4 separate regions of the Homo sapiens genome follow, and regions 1, 3 and 4 are each linked to region 2. A link is a contact called in ENCODE Hi-C or POLR2A ChIA-PET data. All regions are on one chromosome and are shown on one strand. Each heading gives the region's core, a stretch centred on a gene start or an enhancer-like site at or near the end of the contact. The rest is flanking DNA. Distances are from core to core; before and after follow the strand shown. Region 1 holds the start of LINC01203 (long intergenic non-protein coding RNA 1203). Region 2 has its middle 81 kb from the start of EGFL6. Region 3 holds the start of LINC02154 (long intergenic non-protein coding RNA 2154). Region 4 overlaps LINC02154 (long intergenic non-protein coding RNA 2154).

Region 1 (2,973 bases), core at 429-2,928, 150 kb before region 2:
ATTGAGAAAGTGTGTTTCCCACAATCAGACCATTAGATCTTTATATTTCCATGTAAGTGAGGATGGTGTCCTTAACACTTGTCTACCATGTATTCCTGCAGGTATCCTGTTAAGTTCTTTCCTAGTATACAGGTAGAAGATTATGTGATATTAACACATTAGCAACCTTCCTATTTTCAGATATGTAGGTGATTAATGATTTTTTTGAGACTCTTCTTGTAACCTTGTGTTTGTCATGCATGCAGTTAAGAAATTACTTTTTCCCTAACATTACTAGTAAGAGTGAGATTTTACTGTGTTCTTGTTTAGACATAATGTGTATTTATCAATTGTAGTGATATATGGATATGCGAGTATCCAGGTAATTTATCATATTGTCCATCACTGTAATGCTGAGATTTTTGTAGGTATCACTTCAAGAGAGGAAAGTTTCTCTTACGAGTGTTTTCCCTTGGCATTATGCAAGCATCCAGTTACCTTTGATAGGCCCTGAAATGATGAAAGAGACGAAGGGAATTTGCAGGTGTACAGGTAGAATGAGACATTTAGGAAACACATTTTCAACAGTATATTTTTTAGGTTCATTTGAAGAGGTCACAGTGAGCCTATCAGTAATAGTTAACAGGGGTCATTGCTCGTATGGATGTGCATGATAATGTGGGCCTAAAACACAGCCCAGCCCATCTGATCTTCCCTTATATAGGTAAGTGGTGGTGTCCCTAACACTTCTGTTACTATGATTTTGTTGTAGCTGTTCAAGTAAGAAATGATAGAGCTCTTACCAATTTAAAAAAACATTATTTTTCTCACTTTTTATATTTTAGAATAACTTTATGATTAACCTCTGAGTTTTGAGTGATAGTGCCTATCCTGGTTATTGGTGTTTCTTACCACAGCAGTAACCAGGGGATTTTTACAGGTGTCCTGTCAAGAAATGACCGTCTTACCTGACAGTGGTATTGATCTTGCATTATTACAAGTATCCAGGTAGAGTTTATGTGTTCTGTAATGATGGAGTGACGAAGGTTATTTTCAGATGTCTTGGTGGAAATGTTTGTGTCCTTTAACACATATTTCACAATGTGTATTTCAGGTTTCTGTAGTGAGACCCTGATAAACCTAACAATGGTTGGTATGGCAGACATTTCTGGTATGCAGGCAAGTGATGATGTGTTCTTTAACCACATCATAGACCATCAGATCTTCTTATATCTTTTTTTTTTTTTTTTTTGACAGAGTCTCGCTTTGTCACCCAGGCTGGAGTGCAGTGGGGTGATCTCGGCTCACTGCAGCCTCCACCTCCCAGGTTCAAGCGATTCTCGTGCCTCTGCATCCTGAATAGCTGGGATTACAGGTGTGCACCACCACATCCTGCTGATTTTTGTATTTTGAGAGATGGGGTTTTGGCACGTTGGCCAAGCTGGTCTCGAACTCCTGGCTTCAAGCAGTCCACCCACCTTGGCCTCCCAAAGTGCTGGAATTACAGGCGTGCACCACCACGCCCGGCCAGATCTTCATATATCTAAGTAAGTGTTATACATTTACCTAAACTTTTTTACTGTGTGATTTTTTTCCATAGGTACTCAAGTAAGAAATGATAGTCTTTACTAACTACAGCAACCATGTTATCCTGCTGTTTTATATTTTAGAGAAAATTTATGTTTAACTTTGTGATTGGCGAGCTATTTGCTATCCAAGGAATTAACCATGGAGTTGCATGTCATAGTAGCAATTGTGGGTTTGTTTGCAGGTAAGTAGTAGAGAGAAAATGGTATCTGTAACAGTGCTATAGACCTTGCAGTACTGCAAGATTCCAGGTATACTTGATGGTTCTTGGAATGATGGTAGTGAATAAGCTTAATTGTGGGGTTCAAGGAAAAAAGCTGTGTCTACACACATTTGTCATAATGTGTTTTTAGGATCCTGTCAAGAAGACATGGTAAACCTCATCATGATCAAGAATGAGACTTTGCTTGCATCCAGGTAAGTAATGACGTGGGCCTTAAGCAAGCACTCAGAAAACAATCTGATCATCAGATCTATAATTAAGTGTGGATGGTGCTTCTAACTTTTGTGTTACCATGGTTTTTTTGCAGGCATTCAGTTAAGAAATGATGTTTTCCCAACCAAGGCTAGTAAGCATTAGCCCTTATTATTTTACAGTTTAGATATAATGTGTAGTATCTAACCAAGCTGGGCATAGTTGCATGTGCCTATAGTATGAGCTACTCTGGAGGCTGAGGCGGGAGGATCACTTGAGCCCAGGAGGTTGAGGCTGAAGTGAGCTGTGATCACACCACTGCACTCCAACTTGGGTAACAGGACAAAACCCTGTCTCTTAAAAAAATAAAAGAGATATAATGTGTGTTTAACATTAGTCTCTAAGGAGGGCTATGCCGGTATCCAGGTGAGTTATCCTACTCTTCCACATTATAGTATGAACAATGAGATTTCTAAGTCAAGCGATGATGGTATCTCTAACATTAGTGTTGATCTCAAAGTTCTACTAAGATCGAGGTAGTGTTGGTGGTTCCTCTAATGAGGAAAATGACTGATACAAGTTGCAGGTGCCCCGTCCTTTTTTGCAGGTAAAACAGCGTGTTTCATTAAACACATTCATCATTGAATGTGTTTCTTCAGGTACCCATAGTCATGAAATCATAGTGAACCTAACAGTGGTCATTTATGTGTTCTTGGTAGTAACCAGGTCAGTGATAAATTGGGTCTTACCACACTACAGACCACCTGTTCTTCAGATTTTTAGGTAAGCAAGTATGGTCCCTCTAACACAGTGTTACTGTGTTTGTCTTTTTCAGGCTTCCCAAAAGTTGTTTGATAGTATACAGGCATGAGATGGTGTGACTCTAACTCATTAGATGCCTTCGTCTTTTCAGTCATGTAAGTAATGAATGGTGTTTTCAAGGCCGTTACATAAACCTTGTTTATGGCATGTATGCAGTTTAAAAATTAAAT
Region 2 (2,923 bases), core at 28-2,527:
ACGGAGTCTCGTTCTGTCACCCAGGCTGGAGTGCAATGGTGCGATCTCGGCTCACTGTAAGCTCCGCCTCCTGGGTTCACGCCATTCTCCTGCCCCAGCCTCCTGAGTAGCTGGGACTGCAGGCACCTGCCACCACGCTCGGCTAATTTTTTGTATTTTTAGTAGAGACGGGGTTTCACCTTCAAAACATTTCTTACGTGGTGGCTCTCCAAATTAAAGAAAAGGTTTTAAATGAATGATGATGAATACATACCCTGCTCTGATTGGTAACTTTCACCATTAAACCTGCAAATTAAAAGGCATTTAAGCCAAAATTCATCCTCCCCACAACCTTGAGGGAATGAGTCACTGAAGCAATTCTCACGTTTCTCCAGGCAGAAAGACAGGAGACTTTCCAAAAAAGGTTGTAGTTTTCCTGTTTCCTTGGCTGCCTCCACACATAGCCCAGCCATGACCACATGTGGTGATGGGCAGGAACCTATTGCCTTATTTGGCAATCTTGAGCCCTCTTTGTAGGGCTATTGGGGGCAGGATGAAAAGTCCAGATCAAAACCACAATCGTGAAAAACAATGGAGAGTCAGATAAAGGAAGTAGGCATTTTATCTAGATTAAATATAAAATATTGACCCAAGAAGTAAATGTTTTCATATGCATTGCTTCTTAAAGGACTCGTAGGAAAATATTTAGAATCTGCCATTTTTCTGTAATAATTTCACTCATTTTCCTTCTAGCCATGATGCTGACTGCATTTCCCAGCTGCTGCTGAAACAGCTCTTCTGTTGGGGGAGATTATGTGGGCTAACATTCACCCACGATTCTCTAAACTGATGTTTCTCAAGTATCCTTCATTCTGACCCCAACATGTGCTGTGTGCATTCATTACTGCTGACAGCAGGAACAGTGTGGGTCCCAAACAAGGAGATTGCACAATGAGAAATGGAGGCTAAGGGCATGAATGTTCTGAATTTTATAGCTTCCTGTCTGCTTTCCCTTAGGGGAATATAATTGGGGGACTGGACCCAACACAAATCTCAACTACGCATTTAGGCCTCCACAAAGAAGCAAGACTTCTAGTCCTTTCTGGAGCATTGCAAGCTGTACAGAAAAAAATACATTCCTCAGGGATTCTGCCGGCAACCACTCCTTTTATTCTGTGGTTCCCCAAAGATAAGGTCAGTCAGCTCAGAGAGGAAAGGAAAATGGAATGGGGAGAGACAGGATCAACCAGTAACGGGTGTGTCATCTCAAACTGGAGTGTGTGTCCATTGTCAACCCCAAGAAACCCAGAAAAACAAAATCTTTTTCCCCAGGTGGTGAGAGTGTCAACTGCATATGAGAGGGAAGGGTGCCCTCTGCTGTCATCTGTGATTTTTGGTTTTTAATTTCAAAGGAAACGTTCCAGCTCCATGTAAATCAGACTTAAACATTTTTGCCAGGCACGGTGGCTCAGGCCTGTAATCCCAGCACTTAGGGAGGCTGAGGCGGGCAAATCACAAGGTCGGGAGTTCAAGACCAGCCTGGCCAATATGGTGAAACCCCATCTCTACTAAAAATACAAAAATTAGCTGGGCATGGTTGTGGGCACCTGTAATCCCAGCTACTTGGGAGGCTGAGGAAGGAGAATCGCTTGAACCCGGGAGGCAGAGGTTGCAGTTAGCCAAGATTGTGCCACTGTACTCCAGCCTGGGCGACAGAGCGAGACTCCATCTCCAAACAAACAAACAAAAAACAAAAAAGGAAACATTTTACACATTAAATAGGGAAGCCAAACTTGGGATTTTGACCGTCTTAACTAGGCTGGGTTCTGTGTCGGATGAGAGAGACTTGAGGGATAGCACAGGCAGCAATCACAATTCCATTTCAGATGTCCTGCTGAGAGAAAATTGTGGTTTGGAAGAGGGCCTGTGAGCTTTATATATTCAGGACAATTTGCTTAGAAATAAAACGACTTCTTGGGAGCAGGGTTCTCCTTGGGTGGCAGCATACTTGGACAGCATCTCCATTTGTTTCCCTGTCCTTTCCCAGTAAACCAATTTGGGTTCATTATTAGATTCCTGAGTTTGTTTCTTTGGGAAAGAAAAATAAAATACAGTTCTCACTTAGGGAGATGGAAGGCAATGGCTTTGCATGAAGATACGAATTTAAAACAAATAAATACAAGTGTTCAACTCTGATGAAAGATGAGTTGTATGATTTAATGTGCTTTCCTAGGGACATGTAAATTAACTGAGATATAAAATAATGAATCTGCACATCTGCCTTAGAGTTCATCCAAATGCAATCTACAAGGCAAACTTAATCACGGTTATAATTAATACTTTGCAAATGGAAATGACTGGAAATGAAAGGCCGCAAACAACATCGATATTAATGCTTCAGTATTTGTTCTCTCCCTAGTTTTTACTTTCAAAAGTGTTTTTATCATCTTCTACAAAAGTCATACCTTGTACTTTATAAGGCATTTTGTTATATAGCCTCTTTATAGCTGAATTCATCCCATTATCAAAGGGTCATAGTTGGATTACCTACCTACTTAGATGTTTCTAAACATTTCTGATTTCATTTTGCATTCTAGCAACCGGCTGACTCCACCCGAACTCGGGACTCATGACTCAACCAGTCCTTTGGCCCCCACCCAGAGGCAGGCTTAGCTCACAAGGACTATTTTCCACACCCCTATGATTTTATCATTAACTAATCAGCAGCACCCATTCCCCAGCCCTCTGCCCACCAAATTATTCATAAAAACGCTACCATCTGAATTCTTGGGGAGGCTGATTTAAATAATAACTCCAATCCTTCTGCTTCGCTAGCTCTGCATTAATTAAACACTTTGCTGAAAAAAAAAATCTGGTTTCAAACATCTATCACTTGAACCCTTTTGGATTTAAGTAACGGAACCCAACTTGACCAAGGGAGGAT
Region 3 (3,120 bases), core at 621-3,120, 180 kb before region 2:
TACATGTTGAGGATTGCTATGTCTTCTTGGAGAATTGGCCCCTGTATAATTGTATCATACCCTTCCTTATCCCTGATAATTTTCTGGTCTGCTTTGTCTGAAATTGGTATTGCTACTATAGCTTTCATTTGATTTGTGTTATCATGGTATATCTTTCTCTATCCCTTTACTTTTAATGTAGCTGTGTCTTTATATATATAGTGGGCTTCATTAAATATAATAGGAATTATATAGTTGGGTCTTGTTTTTTCTATACACTCTGACAGTCTCTGCCTTTTAATTGGTGATTTAAACTATTATTCACAGTGAGTAGTAATATAGTTGGATTAGTATCTACAATGTTTGTAACCGTTTTCTATTTGTTGCACTTTTTCTTTGTTTCATTTTTATCACCCCCACCCCCCGCCCCCATTTTCCTGCCTTCTCTGGTTTTAACTGAGCATTTTATATGAACCCATTTTCTCTCTTCTCTTAGCACATCAATGATATTTCTTTGAAAAAATGTTTTAGTGTTTGTCTTAGAGTTTGCAATATATATTTACAACTAATCTAAGTACACTTTCAAATAATACTATAATGCTTCACGGGTAATGCAGATACCTTATAACAAAGCATTTCCAATTACTTTCTTCCATTCCTTGTACCATTGCTGTCATTCATTTCACTCATCCATAAGCTATAACTACCCAATACATTGTTGCTATTACTCTTACTTTGAACAGTTATTTATTAAATCAATTTAAAATATGAAAAATGAAAGATCTTGTTTAAATCTTGTTGATTCCCTGCTAATGTTCTTCCTTCCTTTCTTTCTTTCAGATCAGATCTGAATTTCTGACCTATATCAATTTCCTTCTCTCTGAGGAACTTATTTGAGTATTTCGTGCAAGGCAAGTCTACTGGCAACAAATTACCTCAGTTTTTGTCTGAGAAAGTCTTTTTTTCCTTCTTCACTTTAGAAGGATAACTTCACTGGATGAAGAATTTTAAGCTTGTGTTTTTCTTTATTTTTCTTTCAACACTTTCAATATTTCACTTTATTCTCTTCTTGCTTGCATGGTCCCCGATGAGAAGTCTGATGTAATTCTTATCCTTGTTGCTTTATAGGTAATGCTTCCCCCAACTCTCTCATTTCTTTCAAGATTTTCTCTTAGCTTTTGATTTTCTGCAGTTTGAATGTGAAATGCCTAGATGTCGATTTTTTGGATTTGTCTTGCTTGGTGTTGTCTAACCTTCCTGGATCTGTGTTTTGATGTGTTTCAATAATTTCAGAAAATTCTGAGCTATTATTACTTCAAATATTTCTTCTGTTCTTCTTTCTCTTTCTTTTCCTTTTAGTATTCCCATTATGTATATGTTACACCTTTTGTAATGATTATACACTTCTTGGATATTTCGTTATTTTTCCCATTCTTTTTTTCTCTTTGCCTTCCAGTTTGGAAAGTTTCTGTTGACCTATCACCAAGCTCATTAATTCTTTCCCCAGACATTTCCAACCTGCTGATGAGCCTTTAAATACATTCTTCATTTCTTCATTTCTGTCACAATGTTTTTTTATTTCTAGCATTTCCTTTTGATTCTTTCTTAGGGTTTTCATCTCTGTGCTTACATTACCCACCTGTGCCTTCATGTTGTCTATTGTTTCCACTAGGGCTTCGTATTAGTCTGTTCTCACACTGCTATTAAAGACATATCTGAGACTGGGTAATTTATAAAGGCAAGAGATTAATGGACTCACAGTTCCACATGGCTGGGGAGGCCTCACAATCACGGCAGAAGACAAAGGAAGACCAAAGGGACTTCTTACATGGTGGCAGGCAAGAGAGGGAGCTTGTGCAGGGGAACTCCTCTTTATAAAACCATCAGATCTCATGAGACTTAGTCACTATCACAAGAACAGCATGGGAAAGGCCCGCCCCCATGATTCAGTTACCTCCCACTGGGTCCCTCCTATGACACATGGGAATTGTGGGAGCTACAATTCAAGATTACATTTGGGTGGGGACACAGCCAAACCATATCAGGCTTTTTCTGTTTTGACTACCTGGAGTACTACAATTCAATTCTGGCACTAATGACCTAGAGTTAGCACCAAATTCCACAAATTAATGGCTCAGTCCTCCACAAGACTGCTTCTTATTCCAGATGCCAGCCACAAGTGGAGTCCCCAGTCCCCAGGCTCCCTGCACCTCTGACTGATTATAAATTTGGGAGTTCCCATAACTACCTCAGTTTTGATAATTCGATATGGCTCAGAACTCACTGAAAGTAGACTATGTGTAAAACTCTACATGTAGAGTTTTATTATAAAGTATACACTTAGGACAAGATCTGGAAGGGCTCTGGATGCAAAATTTTCATACTCTCTTCCCAAGGAATCTGAGTGCATCATCCTCCCTGTACACCAGTATGTTCACCAACCAGAAAACTCCACTGAGTTTCAGTGTACACATTTTTTATGTGGAATATGATTACACAGGCATGATTGGATATGCAATTGGCCACATAATTGAGCTCAGTCTCTAGCCCTCTTTTCCATGCAGGTAAAACTGGCCCAAAGTTCCAGCCTTCTAATCGTGTGTTTGGTCTTTCTGGTGTCCATCTCCCATCCTGAAGCTAACTAGGAGTCTGTCATGAGTTACCTCATTAGCATAACAAATAATTTCTATCTCTCAGGAAATTCCCAGGATGTTTGAAGTTCTTTGTCAGGAACTAAGATCAAAGGCCAGATAAACTTTTTTTTTTTTTTTTTTAAAGACAAGGTCTTGCTCTGTTGCCCAGGCTGGAGCACCGTAAGGCAATCTTGGCTCACTGCAACCTCCACCTCTTGGGCTCAAGCGATCCTCCCACCTCAGCCTCCCAAGTAGCTGGGACTATGGGTACATACCACCTTGCCTGGCTAATTGTTTGATTTTTTGTAGAGATGTGATCTCACTATGTTGCCCAGGCTGATCTCAAACTGCTGGGCCCAAGTGATCCTCCCGTCTCAGCCTCCCAAAGTGCTGGGATTACAGGTCTGAGCTACCATACCTGGCCAAATTCTTTATTATACCACAGAGCCCTTAATATATCAATAATAGTTGTTTAAGTTTCTTATCTGATAATTCCAAAATCTGAATA
Region 4 (3,161 bases), core at 19-2,518, 220 kb before region 2:
TCCCAGCCTCAGTTTATTCACCTGTAAAATGAGGGGGCTTGGTTATGATTTCTACTGTTTCTGTTCAACTTAGAAAAATGAGTCATAATTATGAACTTAGAAAAATATTAAACTGTTTAACATTGTATATTTTTCATAAATTTATAAAGCACTGTATGGCAAAATGAAAAAGAATTTATAAAGTTTTTTTGGCAATTTGTAATTCAGACATAAATTTGATCATATCAGGAAAATGGGCCTAGTGTTTTGGCTGTTTTCTATAGCTAAATATATCTTATACTGGAGATCAGCAAATTTTTCTGTAAAGAGGCAGATAGCAATTATTTTAGGCTTTGAAGGTAAGCCACAGAAAAGAAAATTGCAAAATCTTTAAAAAAATATCATTTAAAAATGTGAAAAATAGGGCCAGGCACAGTGGCTCATGCCTGTAATCCCAACACTTTGGAAGGCTGAGACAGGACGATTGCTTGAAGCCAGGAGTTTGAGACCAGCCTGGGCAACACAGCAAGACCCTGTCTGTACAAAAGTAAAAAATAAAAACAATTTGCCAGTGCGTTGGCACACACCTGTAGTCCCAGCAATTCTGGAGGCTGAGGCGGGAGGAAAGCCTGAGCCCAGGGGTTTGAGGCTGCAGTGAGCTATGATTATGCCATTGCACTCCAGCCTGGGTGACAGAGCAAGACCCTGGCCCCTGTCTGTGAAAACCAGGTAAGGGCAGGGTTTGATGATCCCTGTGTTAAACAATTAAAACATATATTTGGATAAAAAGAAAATTACGTGCTTTTATATAACAACTGTTAAAAGATATTGCTATACAGAGAGACTGAACCCAGGCAATAAGGAGACCTGCTGAAGAAGTTTTTACTCAAAGCCTGCATGGAAGCCACCATCATGTGCCCCTATAACAAACTCATCCTAGTTTGCCAGCGACTTGCCCAGTTTAAGCACTGAAAGTCTCAAGTCCCAGGAAATGAGGATGACTGGTTATTTTACATCTGTGACTCTTGGAAAGGTTTCTTTTTGGAAAATCTAGGATCAAATTGAAAGGGAAGAAGCTTGAGATGGAAATGCTTTCAGGAGCTTTACCATATAAACAACAGGCAAAGATCCCAGCTGGAAAACTGCAAAGGGAAAATTGTAAGAGAATATTTTGCAGTATTTTTTTGGCTTGAGCTCAATGGATTCTAAATCTACCTTCCCATTAACAGCATCAGTTCAACAGGCTGTACATGAGGAAAGTGCTTATTCACAAGGTGTGTCAGGTCTTTTTTGTAGAACCAGTTTATACATCCTCTGGATATGATAAATGCTAGGCATTATGATGAAACACAATCCAACCTTACTACTCAGAAGTTACAGGATTTAGAATTATTTCCTGGGTTTGTCCGAAGAGGACATGTGACATGAAACTAGCTGTGAGCCTAACTATGAATAAAAAGATTACTGGTAGAGACTACTTCTGAAACAGTCCAGAATAAAGTGGGAGCAATTTTCTCAACATATTATTATGTGCATCTGTGATATTATTATCATAATTTGAATCTTTAAGACTAGAAGCTCAAAGCTCAAAAGGCGATTTTCTCTGAGGAACTTGTCTTGAAATTAAGTACACGACCTCCAGAGAAGTTTTGTTATAACCACATGGTTTTCCAGTTGTACTTCATCCAAACAGGAACCCTTCTTAAAACATAAATATTAAAAAGCAGATCCAATAGTTCAAAAGAGGATGCCATTGGCTAAAACAAAACCAAGAATATAATTTAGAACCTTTTACAATATTCTTTCATTTTTTTCATTTTATCCAAATTTTAATCCCGTGTTTGAAGCTTCGAATGTTTCCTTTATGATTCATCCTATTTGGGGTCATAAAAGCACCTTTAGGCCGGGTATGGTGGTTCTCTTCTGTAATCCCAGCACTTTCAGAGGCCGAGGCGAGTGGATCACTTGAGGTCAGGAGTTCAAGACCAGCCTGGCCAACATGGCGAAACCCCGTTTCTACTAAAAATACAAAAATTAGCGAGCATGGTGGTGGGTATCTGTAATTCCAGCTACTTGGGAGGCTGAGGCACGAGAATCACTTGAACCACTAAGGCAGAGGTTGCAGTAAGCTGAGATCATGCCACTGCACTCTAGCCTGGGCAACAGAGCAAGACTCTGTCTTTTTCTTAGTAGAGACAGGGTTTTACTATATACTATATATAGTGAGCTGAGATCATGCCACTGCACTCCAGCCTGGGTGACAGAGTGAGACTCTGTCTCAAAACAATAATAATACAATAATAATAATAAATAAAATGTTATGAAAAATGAATAAGAGTTTCCTGATTTCACTAAGTGAAACAGGAAGTTGATGTCCATATGTCTTTTGGATTTGAGTGAATGGGGGTAGATAAGTAGGAACTAATGCAACCTTTAACACAGATATTACATGCATATTTATTAATATATTTATATGGCAATACACACTGACACATTCCAGGAAAAAGGAGGTGAAGCAATAGTTTCTATTTCCTTAAAATTCCTCCATGACCATGCTTAGTTTTTTCCGTTCCTTACAAACACTTAAACCATTCTGAACTTCCGTGGTGTGAGGTCCTAATCCTACTTCCCATTCCCTTTATAGCAAAAGAAAATGTTTGTTTCCGTCTAGGAAAAGGCACTTCTCACTTTTTTTTTGTAGAACTAAAACATCAAACTGCTACCTAAATTATTATTATTATTACCTGCATTATTTTTCGACCCTTAAAGGTACCAGCACCAGCTGATTGAGTGAGAGCTACTTCCTCAGAGGCCTGGGCCCCAGCCCTTCGAGGGTTCGCCTCATAGATTTTAGGTTCTGTTAACCCCAAGTTCTTCCATTTTTTTTTTCCCCGCAGGCCTGGGAGTGGCTGTTGTCTTCAGTAGTAGCAGCTACCTCTGTTACCTCCGTGTTCCCACCTTCTCTTTTCAGTCCTCTAATGCCTATTTAACTGAGTCTCTATATTCAATATTAAGATTAAAATAACAGGTGTGTTTCTCCTTTTCTCAATTGCATTTTGATTGAGACTCAGCTCTACTGTAGGCCTCTAAGGCTCTGATTTCTCAAACATGCCACATGGTGATGGAAGGGAGCCTGGTAACATTCCTTTCCATTTGTCCAGGCTTTACTGTCTCCTTGTTGA

Evidence for each region. A loop is a pair of places that touch in the nucleus more often than their neighbours do. ChIA-PET counts read pairs that join two places held with the same protein, here RNA polymerase II (POLR2A). Pooled maps may share reads with other maps.
Region 1: a map of PC-9 shows a loop between it and region 2 (11-fold over the local background). The contact joins the promoter of LINC01203 here to the enhancer-like site in region 2. A Hi-C loop is called at or near these places in 5 of 168 maps with a recorded cell type or tissue (B cell, Caco-2, GM12878 and 2 more), 9 of 37 single-sample maps with no recorded cell type and 7 of 50 pooled maps. POLR2A ChIA-PET finds 5 or more read pairs at or near these places in 2 of 52 experiments (activated B cell and endothelial cell of umbilical vein).
Region 3: a map of endothelial cell of umbilical vein shows a loop between it and region 2 (5-fold over the local background). The contact joins the promoter of LINC02154 here to the enhancer-like site in region 2. A Hi-C loop is called at or near these places in 3 of 168 maps with a recorded cell type or tissue (chondrocyte, endothelial cell of umbilical vein and mammary epithelial cell) and 2 of 50 pooled maps. POLR2A ChIA-PET finds 5 or more read pairs at or near these places in 1 of 52 experiments (CD4-positive, alpha-beta T cell).
Region 4: a loop to region 2 is called in a pooled map, with 5 times the contacts of the local background. The contact joins two enhancer-like sites. A Hi-C loop is called at or near these places in 10 of 168 maps with a recorded cell type or tissue (B cell, Caco-2, Calu3 and 7 more), 3 of 37 single-sample maps with no recorded cell type and 11 of 50 pooled maps. POLR2A ChIA-PET finds 5 or more read pairs at or near these places in 3 of 52 experiments (GM12878, PC-9 and endothelial cell of umbilical vein).

What each region holds. Positions count from the first base shown.
Region 1 is chrX:13,333,563-13,336,535 of GRCh38, forward strand. LINC01203 (long intergenic non-protein coding RNA 1203) reads left to right here and starts at 1,679. Exons shown (of 7, transcript NR_045260.1): 1 at 1,679-1,750; 2 at 1,920-1,983; 3 at 2,097-2,135; 4 at 2,817-2,898.
Region 2 is chrX:13,487,019-13,489,941 of GRCh38, forward strand. No RefSeq gene overlaps it. Among named protein-coding and RNA genes, the nearest start is that of EGFL6, 81 kb to the right of the region's middle. Within about 2 kb of position 1,278, at least 25 of the 41 ENCODE cell types and tissues checked have a DNase peak (open chromatin) inside an H3K27ac peak, as active enhancers do; they include B cell, GM12878, PC-9 and 2 more, where a contact is called at or near this core.
Region 3 is chrX:13,301,582-13,304,701 of GRCh38, forward strand. It overlaps LINC02154 (long intergenic non-protein coding RNA 2154), which reads right to left and starts at 1,871. Exons shown (of 2, transcript NR_146309.1): 1 at 1,739-1,871.
Region 4 is chrX:13,269,248-13,272,408 of GRCh38, forward strand. All of the region lies in intron 1 of LINC02154 (long intergenic non-protein coding RNA 2154), which reads right to left. Among named protein-coding and RNA genes, the nearest start is that of LINC02154, 33 kb to the right of the region's middle. Within about 2 kb of position 1,269, at least 2 of the 41 ENCODE cell types and tissues checked have a DNase peak (open chromatin) inside an H3K27ac peak, as active enhancers do; they include PC-9, where a contact is called at or near this core.